2 separate regions of the Homo sapiens genome follow, and region 2 is linked to region 1. Evidence: read pairs that join two places in POLR2A ChIA-PET (ENCODE). Cell type or tissue: PC-9. All regions are shown on one strand. Links, peaks and the distances in the headings refer to the core of each region. The heading gives the core; the rest is flanking DNA. Region 1 holds the start of MIR3175 (microRNA 3175). Region 2 overlaps SLCO3A1 (solute carrier organic anion transporter family member 3A1).

Region 1 (8,540 bases), core at 163-8,162:
GAGCCTTGCTTTAGAAAATAAGTTACCAAATTTTTTTGCATTGAGTTGTCACCCAGTTTGTAGTGCTGTCTTAATTGAATTGCCCATGTAAATTACTAGATTAAATTGAGGACAGAAAAGTTTTTTACTCATCCTAAGCTGTTTTTTTCTGGAAAGTAATGACAATTTGAAGAAATGAGAACCTCCAGATATATTTGGCAAATTATTAAAGATTCAGCACTAAAATTGTTGCTCCCTTGAGTGTATCATTTGCATAGGTCTCACATGGGTTTTGGCTCTCTTATGCAAGGTTTGTGGTTAACATCATTGATCAGACTGTGCTTTCTAATTCTAAAAAATTGAGCAGTGTTGGTATTCTTTCAGTATTTTTACTCTCACCTGGAAAACTACCTGGAAGTTGTCAGGCATTTGCTTACTGGTAGTGGAGGTTACAGCTGTACATGAAGCATGTACTGACTGTACTTTTAAATTGGTTTGTCAAGTATACTTTGAATCATATACCTGATGGATGTCCAAAAATATTTAAGACTCTTTGAAAAGAAGATAGTTACTTTTAAATTAGTTACCCTAAATTTCATATCTTAATACATGTACATAATTATGACATCACTTCCTTTTAAAATGTGCAGCTGTAGAATGTTAGTGGTGTTTTAATGTGGTAGATTAATATTACTTCTACTGAGCTGAACTGTCCCTGTAATTAGTACTTGGTTCCTTCTGCCATCAGAGTTTTTATTGCCCAAAGTATAGTGTTTAGGGAATACTACGAAAATCACCTTTGCAGCCTGAGCCACAGAAGAGGAAATGAGTTTGCAGGTCAAGTAAACTTTGGTCTGAGAATTACTTTAGTATCTGGAAAGAATGAGTGCAAGTTTAGGTAAATCTGGTAATACCCTGTTTTTGGAAATAGTGCAGTAGTTAATAGTGGTTATATAAGTTTGTATTTTAATTTGAAGTTAATGCTAAAGTCTGTTATACTTTATCACGATTTTTGAAAATTAAAAACTTTAAAAAACGCGATTTTAAAAACATTTGATTGATATTTGTAAAATTTCTAAGTATTTAAAACAAAGTTCTAATGATGGACATACGAGAAGTATACCATACTTTTTATCTGAATAATTTGCAGCTTGGGGATAACTTAAGTAACATCAAAGAATGAAAACGGGACTGTGTGCACACAAAGAGTTCAGTGTGTTCTCCACGGCACCACGTTAGCAATTTATCTTAAGAATTGAACGAGTTTATTAAATTTATCTCCAAATCGTCTGCCTTTGAGCCAGATTTATTTTTATAACCTGAGGTGCGGGTAAATCCTACAATTTTCAGGGGCGCTTTACCAGATATTCTAAAAGGCTGGGGATGATTAGAAATGGCATAATGCAGTTACTTGTGTACTAGAACAGGCAGTTTAACTGGCAGCCATTTTATGACGCTGATAATACATTAAAAAACGGGATTTTGGAGAAGACTGAATCTAAACTAATAGAAATCTGAAATACCAAAGCCTATTTCCTTCCCCCTCTCTGCTCTTCTGGGGAACTCTGGTGCCGACATAAAAGGCAGTTCGATAGGGCACGCAGCAGCTCTTTGAGCCCCTGGCATCTTGATGCAGGTCCAGCTCAGTCACAAAATGGCTGTTCCTTTGTGCCGCAGCGCTGACAGACATACTGCATTGCACTGTGTACTCGCCAAACAGCAGGAAGTTGCCGTGCCGAGTTCAAAGGCCGGCCGGCGCCGGCGCGGGGTGCTGATTGGCTGTGCGCGCGCCTGGTAACAGCAGGGTCAACGGCGGCGCCTTCGGCAGCCTCCGCCCCGTGACGTCAGACGGCTCCCCTGGGGGGCGGGGAGAGAACGCAGTGACGTCTGGCCGCGTGCGCATGTCGGGCGCTTTCTCCTCCCCCTACCCAGGGAGCCGCACGCCGAGGGGAAAAGGAAGGGAACTCTAGTTGGGACTTTCCGGTGGGCGGCTTCTTTCCTGGACGCGTTTGCTCCTGGCAGTCTTGTCCGCCCTTGCCTGTAGCGGTCCGCACCCTGTAGTGTGTTCTTTTGCCCATTTCCGGGAATGGTTTATCCTCTTTGAGAAGCGGCTGCTTTTGGAGAAAAAGTGCAGGCACTATTTATAAATTTTAAAGGCACTATTTGGAAATCTTAAAATAGAAAATTTGCCCAGTTTTACATTTTCCCTTTTCATACCTTAGCGTCCCTTCTCCCCGCCCCCGTTCAGTGTGAAGAGATGAGTGGGTTTAATTTTGTTACAATTGACCAAAACGTTTGAGTGTCAGAGGCGGATACTTTTATTTTAGTGAAAACCTCTTGACGGGTGTTAACAGCTGTTTAATACATGGCTCATAAACAAAGGGAAGATTATTTGAACTTGTCCCCATGCGTTTTTACTTGGTACCGTACATTTTCTCAGTTGGCATTTGATGGAGAAAAACTCAGGTCAGTATGTGCTAAGTACTATATATTTAAGATTCACAGTGGGATAGTTTAGTAGAAAATAGAAAATTTCACGTTCAATAACATTAAAAAGTGGCAGAATACAGCGTTAGGCAACCATTACTATGTAAGTAAATGTCAGAAAACTACTCTTTTAAGTGTTAATAGCACTTGCTAATGCAGGGTGACTGACAGCTTGGCTGATAGTGGGGTCACTTGGCCAAATCTTCGCAATTATCTTCCCTAGGCCTCCATTTCGGGAATTCTGAGTCCCGGTAAACGGTTGGGTTTATGCTCACTGATTTGCCTTGTTTGGAAACCTTTACAAGGATTTCTGGTTAAAACTTCATCGTTCAGCAACGATGTCTTAATAATTAAATTACACATACTGAATTTAAGCAAGCAAGAAATTCAGTGGATTTATCTACTGTGGACAAAGTTTTTTTCCTGCCATACTAGAGTTTTTTTAGCAGTTGGAGTAGGCTGTCCTGTAGTTAGCCATAGTTTAGAGTTATTTTAGTAAAGTGTGTTACTTCAAAGGAGATGTTGACCCTTCAGTGCAGGTGATATTTGCTTGGGCGTATGTCAAGTTTCTGAATACAGTCTGTGAAAGTTAGAATTCACTATGATAGTGAGTTTTGTAGGTTCTCATAATCTAGGTTCTTTGGGAAGAATTATTTGGATAGTTTGTGAAAACTAGCTGAAATTGCTTTTTCTGTTACAGAGAAGTGTTCATCAAATAATTTGTACCTGATTTTAAAATTATATGCTCAAATGTATATTGCGTATAAAATGCTAACAGAGAATTAAGTGTTTATAGAACTTGATGAACGTTTAACTGTAGCTTCCAACTTAAAGTATACCTGCCACAAGAACGAAAGTAATAATCTCACCTCCCTTTTTGTGTAGAGACTGAATTCTAATTAGTTGTGTTAATAGTATTTGCTGAATACCTTTCAATTCCTAAAACTGGGGTCAAAGTAGTCAACATTGCAGTTAATTATTTTTGAAGAGGATATGAACTATTCTGTTATTTAAGATATTTTAACCTAAATACCATTATGAGTTAAAATGCATACCATGATATAACAATTTACCTATTAACTGTTGACAATCTTGCAGCCAATTAAGTTTTTTATAGAACCAGTGTTCTTAGGTATGTTTGTTGAGCCTTCTACTTTTTTTCCCTTTGATGTGGGGAATAGCATCAAGCAGCAAGAAAAGAGTGTTGATCGATTTCTCTCTCTTTCTCTCTCTCTCTCTGTATCCTTGCCGTTTAAAATATGCACTTTCCAACTAGTATTTGGCCGTTAGGGAGTTAGTATCTTTGTAAAGATTAAGTCAGCAGAGGAAGGTGGGCAAATAATATTTTTGATAAAGACTTTTGGTTGTGACAGTTGTAGCAAGTTATTGCTTGAGGAGTGAATCTGGAAGTTTATTTGAATTTTAACTAAAACTCACAGATTTTATCATTAGTTTACTCTCCCTTACCCCCAAATAAAACAACTGACAGTTATGAGAGACCTCCTGAGACCACCTGGTATTTCCAAACTCCTATCATTTCTCCCATAAAATTTGATACACTAAGTTTGTTTCTGGTATAAAAATTGAGTGACTGCTCTGTGTCAGCCATTAAATTTTTTCTTGCTATGAGCCATCTTTTTTTTTTTTTTTTTTTTAAGATCCTTTAGTTTTTAGCTGCTTCTTGGTAACCTTAGAACTTTGCTTCCTTGAAGAACTTGGCTTTCTTGATATGGTGTCACTTGAACAAAGAAACTTAAAAAAAAATTCCTCTAAGAGTATTTTGTGTACAGGTGAAAGTAACTTTGTGGCTTGGTTACACTGGGTGTGTCACAGCTGAGTAACTCCCTCCTGCACTTCAGCTTGACTAAGCGTTGAGTTCACATGTATACCTTTGCAAAGCTGCCATTCACAACTTGTTTTGGAACTTTAGGGTTATCAGTATAAAGCCTGAGTAACAAAACTTAGTCATCCAATGTCCAGGCTGGATTGTATTTTTATTTTGTGATCAGTAATTCAGCACAATGCTGGAACACATTACTCACATTTGTCTTATGACCCTTTTCTGTAATCAATGGAATCTTTAATTGATAAAGCAAGTCTAGGGGGAGAGACATTTTTTAAAAAAAGCTCCTATATACTGAATATATTTGAGCCCTGATTATGAAGTGAGGGACAAGGCTTTTCTTTTTGAAATAAATGATGGAGGACATAGATATGTGGTAGCCATTCATGCTACATAATTTAGCATTTTATTGTTAATATGTTTGGTTATGGGTCTTCTTGTTTGGTATTTCAACATGTTCTGGACTGGATATCATACTGAAAAGTATTTCAGTTCTCATTACTGAGTCCCTGTAGTTTGGGGAAAATGTGATCACTGATCTTGAAGGAGAGAATGTTTCAGAAGCATCCGGCTAAGGCAGGATTGTAGAGATAGTCTTGATTTTATACTTTGGATTTAATTCTGATGAGTCATTTTGTCACTTGTGTATGCTTAACTGTTACCTCTGTGCCTGGCAAGAGCTAGGTATGAGTTCAGCTTTTACTTTAGTCCTGAAAATTTTTGTTCCCAGTTTAGGCCAGTGAAGAAGCACTTATGATTGGACTTGTAATTTTCTCATTTTAAAAATGTAGATAATGGTCATCTTCATTGGGTCATGAAGATTAAATAATATAGTGCCCATAAAATGCTTAGCAAAGAGCCCATCACATTAAAAGTGCTCAATAAATGTAAGCTTTTAGTAAGGTTATTTTATTCTTACTGTTTGTTTCATCTTACTTTCTTGCACCCCTCCTTCATATCCTAAGTTCTTCTTCAGGAGCTAGGTTGGCCCTGAGGAACTCGCTGGTTGTCTTGGCCTACCAGGAGAGTTTGTTTAGGCCAGTTACAGGAGAGATTTGTGAGAATGATTTTAGGAGGCAAGTCCTCATTTAGTCAGCTTGGGTGCGTTTTACAGTTCATCCTCTCTTAGAATTTTTTTTTTTTTTTTTTTTTTTTGAGAAGAGCCAGCCTTTTGAGAGAGCATATGACTCTTCCTGGACTACAACAGCTTCTTGTGTGAATCACAGCCCGGCTTTTGCCAGTTAGTCTGAGTAGATAACTACCCACCCCCACTCCCCCAAGCTGATAATTATTACCCTGGTTTATCCTCTGTCTCATTTCCCCTCTCAAGCTGTTAGAGAATGAATACTGAATACTGTGGTGCACTGCTCCATGGATATAAATGTAACAGCAGTAATATTTACAACCAATGTCTAATTGGCTGTAGCTTGCTTTCAGTGTTCAGTCTAAACCATAGGACTATATATTTGTCTTAGCATAATGCCGAACATGCAAGTCTGCTTAAACTATAGTCTTAAGATTTGTGTGTTTTGGGTTTCCTCTACTTCCTCTATTTCCTGTCTTTTTTGGGTTATAGGTCAGATGGGTTCTACTTTTTATTCCCATTTCAGACTGTGGAGAGCTTCTAAAAATACCAGTGTCCATCCCTGCCCCTAGGATCTAGTTAATTTTTAAAAGCTCTCTGTGTTTCAAATTTGCATGTGTTTCTGTATGTTTGCAGTATCTCCGTGTGTTTTCAAATCTTCTGATGGAGCACTTCGTGTACTTTAACCCTTGGTCTTTCCATTGCCTGTCCCATTTTTAAATTCCCTTTTTAGTCTTAATAGCTGCTTGAGTTAGGACCTCTGGAAGCAAAAGTGGGATAGGATGCTGACGGGGAATTGTAGGCTTGATGGAAGAGGATGTTTCTATATTAAATGTCATGGCAGATCCAGTTCTAGGCATACCTTTAAAATGTATACACAGGCTGGGCGTGGTAGCTCACTCCTGTAATCCCAGCAGTTTGGGAGGCCCAGGCAGGCGGATCACTTGAGGTAGGGAGTTCGAGAACAGCCTGGCCAACATGGTGAAACCCTGTCTCTACTAAAAATACAAAGATTAGCTGGACATGATGGTGGGTGCCTGTAGTCCCAGCTGCTTGGGAGGCTGAGGCCGGACAATCTCCTGAAGCTGGGAGGCGGAGGTTGCAGTTAGATGAACTGACACACCACTGCACTCCAGCCTGGGAGACAGGGTGACCAAAAAAAAAAAAAGAAAAAAGATAAAAAATGTATATGCAGGTGGGCTTTCTCCCCTCAAGATTCTGAATTCCTTGTAAGTGTCTTCTAGTCGCTTTAAGCTCTTGTGGTCGTCTCTTCCTTAGTGTACTCTCCTTACATCCTTTGGAAGTTTAGATTCTAGAATTATTTACTTGGAATGCAGTTACATTCCATTCTAAACTTCCTTTCCCTTGGGTTTATAAAAACATTGGTGGGTTGTGAATTGTGACCGACATTGAAAAAATACAAAAGAATGTGGTAATAAACTCCAGGGTGTATCCCATTTGTATGGGTTGTTTCTAAGTCTAGCAGTGCCTGCTAGCTGGTAATCTTTCACTTTGGATTTTTTGTTGTTGTTGGGACAGAGTCTCACTCTGCTGTGCTGGGATTACAGGTGTGAACCATCATACCCAGCCTCGTGGTGGTATTATAGATGCCTGAGGCTGGATAATTTGTTATTGTGGGGAGCGTCTCATACACAGTGCGGTGCTGCAATCCCAGTCTCAGGTGGGATTTTCCCACCTCTGCCTCCCAAGGAGCTGGGACCACAGGTGTGTACCACCCCACCTGTCTAATTTTTGTAGAGATGGGTTTGGACCATGTTGCCCAGGCTGGTCTCTAATTCTTGGGCTCACCTAGACCTCCGAAAGTGCTGGGATTACAGATGTGAGCCACCGTACCTGGCCTTCACTTTGGATTTTATCAGGAAGGAATATTGTACATGGTGAACATTTTGTAGAAAAATACCAAAGTAGATTTATATTTATTGAGTGCTTACTCTGGGTAAGGGACTGTTTTAAGGGTTTTACGTGTGTGTGTGTGTGTGTGTGTGTGTGTGTATGTATATATGTATATATATACACATATATACATATATATAAATTTTTTCTTTTGAGACAGGGTTTCACTCCCATCTCTCACACTGGAGTGCAGTGGTACAATTTCGGTTCACTGCAACCTCCACCCTCCAGGCTCAAGCAGTTCTCCTGCCTTAGCCTCCCTAGTAGCTGGGACTACAGGCACATGCCACTGCACTTGGCTAATTTTTTGAATTTTTTGTAGAGAGGGGGTTTCGCCACGTTTCCCAGGCTGGTGTTGAACTGGGCATGAACCACCATGCCTGGCTATATGTATATTTTATTTAATATGAAAGTCAGTATAGCAAAAATGTTAGTAACCCTCCTAAAGTTAACCAACTCACTAAATGAATGATTACATAGTCCTCTTCCTTTAAAGGCCTGTGGGTGACCTTAGGTCCTGCTGATCTTATTTATTTTTTTGAGACGGAATCTCACTGTGTTGCCTAGGTTGGAGTGCAGTGGCGCCGTCTCAGCTCATTGCAACCTCCGCCTCCCAGGTTCAAGCGATTGTTCTGCATCAGCCTCCCGAGTGGTTGGGATCACAGGCGTTTGCCACCATACACCCAGCTACTTCTTACTATTTTTAGTAGAGATGGGATTTCACCATGTCGGTCAGGCTGGTCTCAGACTCCTGACCTCAAATGATCTTGCCACCTCCGCCTCCCAAAGTGCTGGGATTACAGGGGTGAGCCACTGCGCCTGGTCCCTGCCGAGCATTTACTACCCATGCCGTTCTGTTCCTTCAGTTCCATTGTGTGCTTACCAAGGATTAGTAGATACATCTTGAATTTGTTTATGCTGGTTGTACGGTCATGTGTTGCTTAGCAATGGAGATACATTCTGAGAAGTATGTCGTTAGGTGATCTTGTAGTTGTATGAACATCTCACACAAACCTAGGTATAGCCTACTGCACACTTATGCTGTAGCCTGTTGCTCCTAGGCCACAACTGTATAGAGCATGTTACAGTACTGAATGCTGTAGGTGATTGTAATACAATGGTAAATATTTGTGTATCTAAACAGAAAAGGTACAGTTAAAATACAGTATTACAGTCTTATGGGATCACTGTTGTATATGACACCAGTCATTGACCTAAACTTCCTTATGTGGT
Region 2 (8,540 bases), core at 111-8,110, 750 kb before region 1:
ACCCTCTTTCCAGACACTTGGGTGTAAGTGAAGAGGGCAGGAGCTAGAAATGAATGTGAGATCGGTCTCCCTTGTTGCTTTACCCACCAAGAGCAAGGAGTTGGTAGAAAGGGCCAGGGCAGGGCTGCAGAGGTGTACTGGTCAGTGGGGCTCTGGGAGTGGCCCCAGCACCCTGGAGTAGAAGCAGGAGTGTGGCAGGAGAGTGGAGCCAAAGAAGCTGAGGGTGATGATCAAAGTAGGGCTGAGATGGGAGAAAGGAGAGAGGACAAAGATACAGGAACTGTAAAAACTAGTTGTAATAAATAATGGAAAAAGAACTGGAGGATGTGGCCAAAGCCTCATTGTCTGACTTCGAGATTATGGAAGTGGAGCAGTTCTGACCAATGACAAAGCCCAGGGTGTTGCTGGCCAGAGAGGGACAGGGGTCAAGAGCGTGGATGTTGAGAGTGAGTTAATGAAAGGCTCACATGGACAAGTTTATGTTGTTGAGTAGGGGAGGAAGACACTGAGCTGGAGAAGGGTCAGTGAATTCAGAGTAAACTGAACGATCTACTCATAGCAGAATTCCTGGTATAATTGAGTCCATCCTCCTTTATTCTTCTGCAGGTGTCTTGGCTACTCCTTTTCTCTCCAGGCTGTGGGCAAACTCTCTGCTCCTGAGTTGGTCTAGAATCTTGTTCCTGGGGCCACTGCTTGCCAGGGCGTTACACCAAATTAAATTATTGGAAACATACATGTGCTGAGACTCTTCCACATCCAAGGTGCTGTCTAGGGGCTGCTCAGGGTGCACAGATAAGTAGGTGCCAATATCCTGCCTCTGGCGGCTGCAGTAGGAGAACAAAGCAAGTGTGGGGAAGGTGTGGGGTTGGAAGAGTTACAGAGGGCCTTGATTTTCAAAGGGAGAAATTATACTTGGCTGAGTAGTTGCCAGTGTGGAGCAAATGGGGGTTTCAGATGGGAGAGTGAATGTACATTCAGAATTCTGCTTTAGGTAGAGCAGCAGGTGAGCAGGGCATGAGGTTTAGCAGGATGCAGGATAACCCATCAAAAGCATTGAAGTGAGAAGCTGACCACCAGCAAAGCAGTGGGTTTGAACGGTAAAGACAGATGGGAGCCACATAAGAGACAGCATCTATTGAGATCCCCCCAACCCAACCGACCTAAGTGAAAGCAAAAGAGAAGCAATGAAAGCTCAAGATGAGGCTGAGGTTTGGAGCCCCTGGGACTGAGGCTATGGAGAAGCCTTTAATAGAATAAGAAACAATAGATCAAGTGTCTCAGGGTGTCATTAGGGATGAGCTTAGCTTCCACAATACCACTACAAACTCCCCACATACACTGACCCTGCCTCTTAATTTTCCAGCCTGCCCGCCTAGCCAAAAGCATAGGGAAGGCCCTCGGGGTGCATTTCTGTAGGCAGGGGTCATTCCTGAGCAGATTGTCCTTGGTCTGGGGTGATTTGTGAACTACTCTGGAAAAGTACATCCTAGACACTCCTGCTGTGGCTTGTCAGACATTTGTTGAGTTCCTGCTGTGAGCATCGTCTTGCATATGCCAAAGTTTATAGGCAAGTGGAAAAATGAACGTGTTAAGTGCTGCTTTGGAAGAAGCAAGCACAGCATGCCCAGGGGCCCCAGGTGAGAGATGAGAGGGAGTGAGATACGGCGGTGGGATGCATGGAAGACCCCTTCCACTTGCCTACACTTTTAATTGTTCATTCGGCGAACATATGTTAGGCGCCAGCCATGTGCCCTGGCTCTGTCAGCAGTGGACCTCACCTCCTGATGTACCTGCACCACCCATGATCTGCCACCCTTACCTGTACTGAGATGACATCCAGTATTTACCATGGGCCCTCTAAAGTCAGTCACACCTGCTCTTGAGCCTAGCTCTGCCTTTCCTGACCATGTGGCAGATTATTTAAGCTCTCTGGGCCTTACCAACTTTAACAAGGGGTCCAGGAATGAAAGGAGAACATAGTAGCTCCTGCAGACTCTCCAGTTTAAGAAAAGTAAATGTCAGGTATCACTGGAAAACAGCCCAGATTCTTTCTTGGCATTGCTGAAGCAGAGAACTCATTAAACCTTCCAGGAGAATACACTTTTCAGCATCTCCCTTTCTAGCTGGTGCTGGACATAACAGTAATTCCACCAGGTTGAATAGAGATTCCATGGTGAATTCAAGTCTTGGCAGGTAAGCCAGAGAGAAACAGATATCTTTTTAAATGTAAGTGGCCGTAATTTTCAGCTTCCATTTTGTCCCGTAAAGGAATTTGAACTTATTTTTCTTACAAAAGCCTTTCAGTTCACCTTTTAAGTTTAGACCAAGGAATATAAATAGGCCCAGCCATTTCAACTAAGAGAGTAAATTAAATAGCCAATATATAAGGCCCTGAGGTTTAATCTCTGTTAATAGATTTCAGGAAAACAGAGACAGTGTTCTTAAACTGTGCAGCAAGTTATGCATTGAAATATATATAGCTGCAATTTAAGCCAGAGTGTAATAGTAAGATTCAGTCCTTTTAATATTCCCTCTAATAGCGGGCAACAGCATTGAGCCTGCACATACCTTCCTCAGCACAGGGTGGGTTCCCAGTGCCCCAGTGATGGAACCCTATTAACACCTGCTTCATCCACAAGTTCCTGCCCAGAGGACCTAGGGAGAAGACAAGATAAAAAAAAGAGAGAGAACTGCTCTTGCAGGCTTTGGGGAAGACAGCATTTCTTCAAAAGACACAGTTACTAAAGAAATACACCACCATCATCAAGCTCCCTTGTAACTAAGGACTTAACAGAGTGAAGGTGCTCAAAACCAGAGAGGACACTAAAGTACACCTGGCCCCCCCCCTTGTCCTCCCTTCTGGACACACCTGATTATCCTCTAAAACTTATGATGATGTGGAGAAATTTTTTTTTTTTTTTTTGAGACCAGTCTCAGTCTGTCACGCAGGATGGAGTGCAATAGTGTGATCTTGGCTCACTGCAATCTCTGCCTCCCAGGTTCAAGCGATTCTCCTGCCTCAGCCTCCCGGGTACATGTACAGAATTCTTGCCAGTGGGGGTTATTATTCACTGAATCACAGCTTGAAAGGTTTTCTACAACTCTTTCTCTAGAGGTGGTGAACTTAGGACGGATTTTCATTTACCCAAAAGAGTTCCTGAACACGGAACAAAAGCCAAACAGCAGCAAGGGAACCAGATTTTTGGAGCGCCCACCCTGTGAGGGCTTTCTCAAATGGCATCCCATTGATTCTTTACAAAAGCTCTGCCTGAAGGTATGATCGTGCCCATTGTATAAACAGTGAAACTGAGATTCACTCAAGTTGTGTGAATCACACAGTTCCCAAGTGGCGGAATTAGAATCCAAGATCAGCTGTCTCTGGTTCACAAATTTGCATTTCCTCCCAGTCACCAAAACTCCAGATGTGAACTCCCTGTCTGAGTTCACATCAAAGCCTACCACGATGACAACTCCGTGTCTCTTCCTGCTGACAAGCATAGTATCTGCTATTACTGCCTCAGGTGTCCAGCGAAATACTGAGTTTGTTTACAAAATAAGTCTCCCAGCCTTCTCTATGTATTAGCAACCCCAGAGAAGGAAGGGCTGCCCGCTTTGCAAAGATCAAACCCCCTGTGTGTTTCACCCTCTGCACACTTCAAAACCAGGCTTCTTCAAGCCAGTTACGCCAGGAGCTTAGCAAAAGGGTAAATAAAATGTTCTCTGTATCCCTGGAAATCCCCAATAAGAGCTCTAAAGTCTTCTCAAATCAACAAAGTCTGAATTAGAAGGAAGGAGATTATTGGGTTTGGAATTTTGAAATATCAAACCTGGAACAAATAATCTCACTCTCAGTTTATTTGTATGTGAAATAAGGTGGGGCAGGGGGAGTGGTTATGGAGGGGACGCATAATGGATGTGGAGCACTCTATACAGTCCTGGGTAGGGGGTAGTTAATGATACTACTTAGCATGACAGTTGCCAGTCACACTGTCACAGTCTCCCATTTGTCTATGGGGAACCAGCTCCTTGCAGGGACTGCCTGAGTTTTTGTTTGGTCCAACTGAGTGACGAACATATAAGGATGTGGGGCTGGGCGTGAAAATGAGTCACCAAGGTGGAACTCCCTTCTGTGACTCATCAGGTGAGTTCCAGAATGGCAGAGGCCTCTAACAAAAAAGATGCAGTCCGTTCGTCTCTGGTATTGTCCGCACACCTGCAGTTTAGGGCCTGATAGCTAGACCTCCCCTTTGGGAAAGAATTTTAAGTGAATAAAAAGGAAAAGATGAATTTGATGGAAAAGAAAGCCAATATTTTCACTATTCAGAAGTATAAAAGGAATCTCACAAAGGTTATACTTAAGGTACTCAACCTAGAGTTTATTCTAAAATACCACCCCAAATCCCCTATCTAACATGAATAAGGTGGCAAAAGTTCTGGTTGCATGGCAAGATCAGACCCTTGGCGAAACACTCACACACACACCTCATTTGTGTAGTGTTTACCTTAGCCCTTACCAGGCAGGGTGGTATTAACTCCATTTTAAAGATGAAGAAACAGACATTGAAAGATCAAGTGACTTTCTCCAGGACTTTTGGCACCTTAAAAGTTCTTTCATCTCAGCTGGGTGCGGTGGCTCACGCCTGTAATCCCAGCACTTTGGGAGGCTGAGGCAGGCAGATCACAAGGTCAAGAGATCGAGACCATCCTGGCCAACATAGTGAAACCCCGTCTCTACTAAAAATACAAAAATTAGCCGGGCGTGGTGGCAGGCACCTGTAGTCCCAGCTACTTGGGAGACTGAGGCAGGAAAATCACTTGAGCCCAGGAGGCGGAGGTTGTAGTGAGCCGAGATCATGCCACTGCACTCCAGCCTGGCCACAGAACGAAACTCTGTCTCAAAAAAAAAAAAAATTTATTTCATCTCTACCACAAATGCACTCTGAAATATTGAACAGAGCATAGCATGAAAAACTTTGGTAGGTTTTTTTTTTTTTTTTGGAGATAGGATCCCATTCTGTCTCCTAGCCTGGAATGCAGTGGCGTGATCATGGCTCACTGCAGCCTGGAACTCCTGGGGTCAAGTGATCCTCCCATCGGCCTCCTGAGTACTTAGCTTTCAAATTGTTGTTTAGAGGTTTTGTCATCTGGTAGTGGAGCTTGACAATAGGCAAGATATAATTGGCATATTTATCACATAGCAGTATGCCCTACTTAGAAGACAACCAAGTATTATAAGAATTCTCACTCAGGTACATGAATGAGTTGCACAGTGGTATTTTGGGGGGATATTTTGGTTTTAACAATTATTAACGAATTTGGTTCCTTTATGTTGCAAATTTCCTTTGATGTGCTTAAAATATGACCTGGTTTGCACCGACCTGGAATTTGTATGCAAGTATCCATGCATTATAGAGCAAGGGACACCTGTACCCTCAGTTCCTTCCAGCAGCAAAGCATTTACTAGAGGTGTCCTCTCTAACCTTGGCTCCCCGTCACCAGGTGTTGGGTGGCTAGAACAAAGTGAAATGACCTCAAGAAAGGTCACAAGGAGGGAGGAGCATTTGGGAGCTAATCACAATATAATGATTATGCCCCGTGCAGAGATAGAAAGGTGAATGGATTTGCTTTGCCCTGCTGTGCCACAGAAACAGGCCACATTAGTTCCATTTATCTCTAGGTCCATCTGTAATACACACTGGCTCCAGATCTTCATTTTTTACATAAATAACGTGGTGTGTGGCTTAGTTTCTATTATGCGGTTGCCATGGCAGTTCCTCCAGTTGGCTCTTTCAACTGGAGTGAAATGAAAAAAGGCACTTGTTAGGGGGCAGGGAAAACACACAGGGTTGGTGGGGAAGGGCTGAGACACCTGGGCAGCCTTTGGGATCACAGGGAATGCTACGAATATGCGCTTCCATTCGGCAGGACCACAGCCCAACCTGGCAGCTGGAAAGAAGGAAACAGGTTGTGTGGGATTTTGAGCTTGGAGCTTATTTATTAAATCGAGCTGCTTGGGAAGTTTAATGAGATTTCAACCAGAAATCTTCTCCGGGGCTTCTCTTTGGGGTATCAAGCAGCGGAGGTGAAGAGTTCCAAGGAGAAGTACAGAGGCACCTGGGCCGAGAGCCTGGAGCTCTGCCAAGCTCATTAGCACTCATAGGGTAGCAAAGCCCCGCTCTCACCCGATTCCAGGCATGTCATTAAAACCGGGGGAAGGGCTGCTTCCTTCATTAAGCCTTCCCTCTCTCCCCAACTGCCTTTGGAGGCCCCACAGAATGGAGGTGCTGCTGTGCTTATAATGCACATGCTGTTATTCCAGCAATCATGGATGGACTTCAGGGGCCTATGAACCCCCTGAGATACAGGTTTGATTTTATGGGTAGGTGCATTTTGCTGGGCTATGGGTCTAGATCTCATCAAAATCTCAGAGGGACCTTCCTTAATACAAAATGAAATTCAGATGCTCTAGGACTAGCTCTGCAAGGAACACTCCAGACAGAGGTATAGAGGCCCTGGGATCTCAGAGTTGGCCACACCTAGTTCCAGAGATCACTTCCTCCTCCTGCAGTCTGTCACTGAAGATGGTTGGCACTTTATTCTGGCCTCAAGGGGACAGTTTTTTTGAACAGTTAATTTGCATTAGTGACTCATCTGTCACTTTCCCATAGTACAGATGACACTCTCCCCCTTCACTCAGAATCACCTGGGAATGTGAAGGTGCTGAGGACTGTGCTGCACACCAAATGCTCTGATTTCAGTGGTCTGGGATGGGACACCCTGGATGATGATTGTCATGGGCAGCCAGGTCTGATAACTCGGATAACAGCAGGCAAAGAAACACAGAGAGGAACAGGGAACGGAAGTAAGGAAGGGGAACGGTTTTCATCTCATCTGCCATTTTTGGTGACTGGTTGTAGGTACCGGAAATGCTCTACCGTGAGGGTTTCAAAACTGGTTACCAACTCATTCTGAGCTGGGAATATTAAATATCCAGGGGAAGCGAAGTTGTCAGTATATATGCAGATATTTTCCATTTAAACTATATGTGTATACACACAGATGTACTCAAGTCCAATTTGTGGTGCCTGCACTCAAGAGCACAACAGCCCTAAAAGCCTCAAACAGAAGAACACCACACACAGTATGCCGGCGCTTTGCAGTTTCCTCTGTAGAACACCACACACAGTATGCCGGCGCTTTGCAGTTTCCTCTGTAGAACACCACACACAGTATGCCGGCGCTTTGCAGTTTCCTCTGTGGAACACCACACACAGTATGCCGGCGCTTTGCAGTTTCCTCTGTGGAACACCACACACAGTATGCCGGCGCTTTGCAGTTTCCTCTATGGAACACCACACACAGTATGCCGGCGCTGTGCAGTTTCCTCTATGAGACTACGCTGCTTTCACTGACACTAACTAAGAATGTTTCTCTTCAAGGAAGACCGTCTTGGCCTTCTCAGGCTCTCAGCAGAGGATGATGATGATAATAGCAGCTGTCATTCACTTTACATGGTAAAGTGACACAGTACACACTGTTCTAGATGCTTTTTTTTTTTTTTTTTTTTTTTTTGAGATGGAGTCTTGCTTTGTTGCCCAGGCTGAAGTGCAGTGGCACGATCTTGGCTCACTGCTACCTCTGCCTCCTGGGTTCAAGCAATTCTTCTGCCTCAGTCTCCCAAGTAGCTGGGACTGCAGATGTGCACCAACATGTACCACAGTGCAAATTCCAGGTTGTCTCTTTAGTAGAGACGGGGTTTCACCATGTTGGCCAGGCTGGTCTCAAACTCCTGATCTCAGGTGATCCACCTGCTTCAGCCTCCCAAAGTGCTGGAATTACAGGTGTGAGCCACCATGCCAGACTGATGCTTTCTATGTGTAAAGTTAGTCTTCACAGCCATCTGGTGAAGACTGTAGTATTATCATCATCCCCATTTTGCAGATGAGGAAACTAAGGCAGGAGGGCTTAAATAACTTGCTCAGATTTGTACCATAATAAAAAGGCAGAACTGGGACACAAACTCATGCGCTTTGCCTCCTGAGCATGTCTTTGAGCCACGGAGTCAGACATATTTGCCTAGCAGTGCTATAAGAAAAGCTAGGCAGAGACAGGAACAGGGGAGCACTGGCCACCAGATCCAGAACCTTAACATTCTTTTCCCGGTAACAGGCTTCATCCCTCCACCCCTCATCTTCGGGGCTGGCATCGACTCCACCTGCCTGTTCTGGAGCACGTTCTGTGGGGAGCAAGGCGCCTGCGTCCTCTACGACAATGTGGTCTACCGATACCTGTATGTCAGCATCGCCATCGCGCTCAAATCCTTCGCCTTCATCCTGTACACCACCACGTGGCAGTGCCTGAGGAAAAACTATAAACGCTACATCAAAAACCACGAGGGCGGGCTGAGCACCAGTGAGTTCTTTGCCTCTACTCTGACCCTAGACAACCTGGGGAGGGACCCTGTGCCCGCAAACCAGACACATAGGACAAAGTTTATCTATAACCTGGAAGACCATGAGTGGTGTGAAAACATGGAGTCC

What was found. Peaks named below come from ENCODE experiments on the same cell type or tissue, not always from the same donor. Only the 100,000 strongest peaks of a DNase experiment are listed, where the experiment ranks them.
Region 2: POLR2A ChIA-PET joins it to region 1 with 10 read pairs; 2 of 35 experiments call an interaction of 5 or more read pairs at or near these places.

Annotation. Positions count from the first base shown.
Region 1 is chr15:92,902,564-92,911,103 of GRCh38, forward strand. The region is part of intron 2 of CHD2 (chromodomain helicase DNA binding protein 2); the gene reads left to right. It overlaps MIR3175 (microRNA 3175), which reads left to right and starts at 1,836; the gene lies at 1,836-1,912. RefSeq lists enhancers at 1,369-2,568, 1,430-1,609, 1,890-2,129 and a silencer at 1,680-1,729. In PC-9, for the core only: no CTCF peak of the experiment used is centred there; DNase peaks (open chromatin) are centred at 1,788, 4,278 and 4,958; H3K4me3 peaks cover 5,790 bases; H3K27ac peaks cover 7,060 bases.
Region 2 is chr15:92,154,587-92,163,126 of GRCh38, forward strand. It overlaps SLCO3A1 (solute carrier organic anion transporter family member 3A1), which reads left to right. Exons shown (of 10, transcript NM_013272.4): 10 at 8,170-8,540. Among named protein-coding and RNA genes, the nearest start is that of ST8SIA2, 240 kb to the right of the region's middle. In PC-9, for the core only: no CTCF peak of the experiment used is centred there; a DNase peak (open chromatin) is centred at 4,095; H3K27ac peaks cover 841 bases.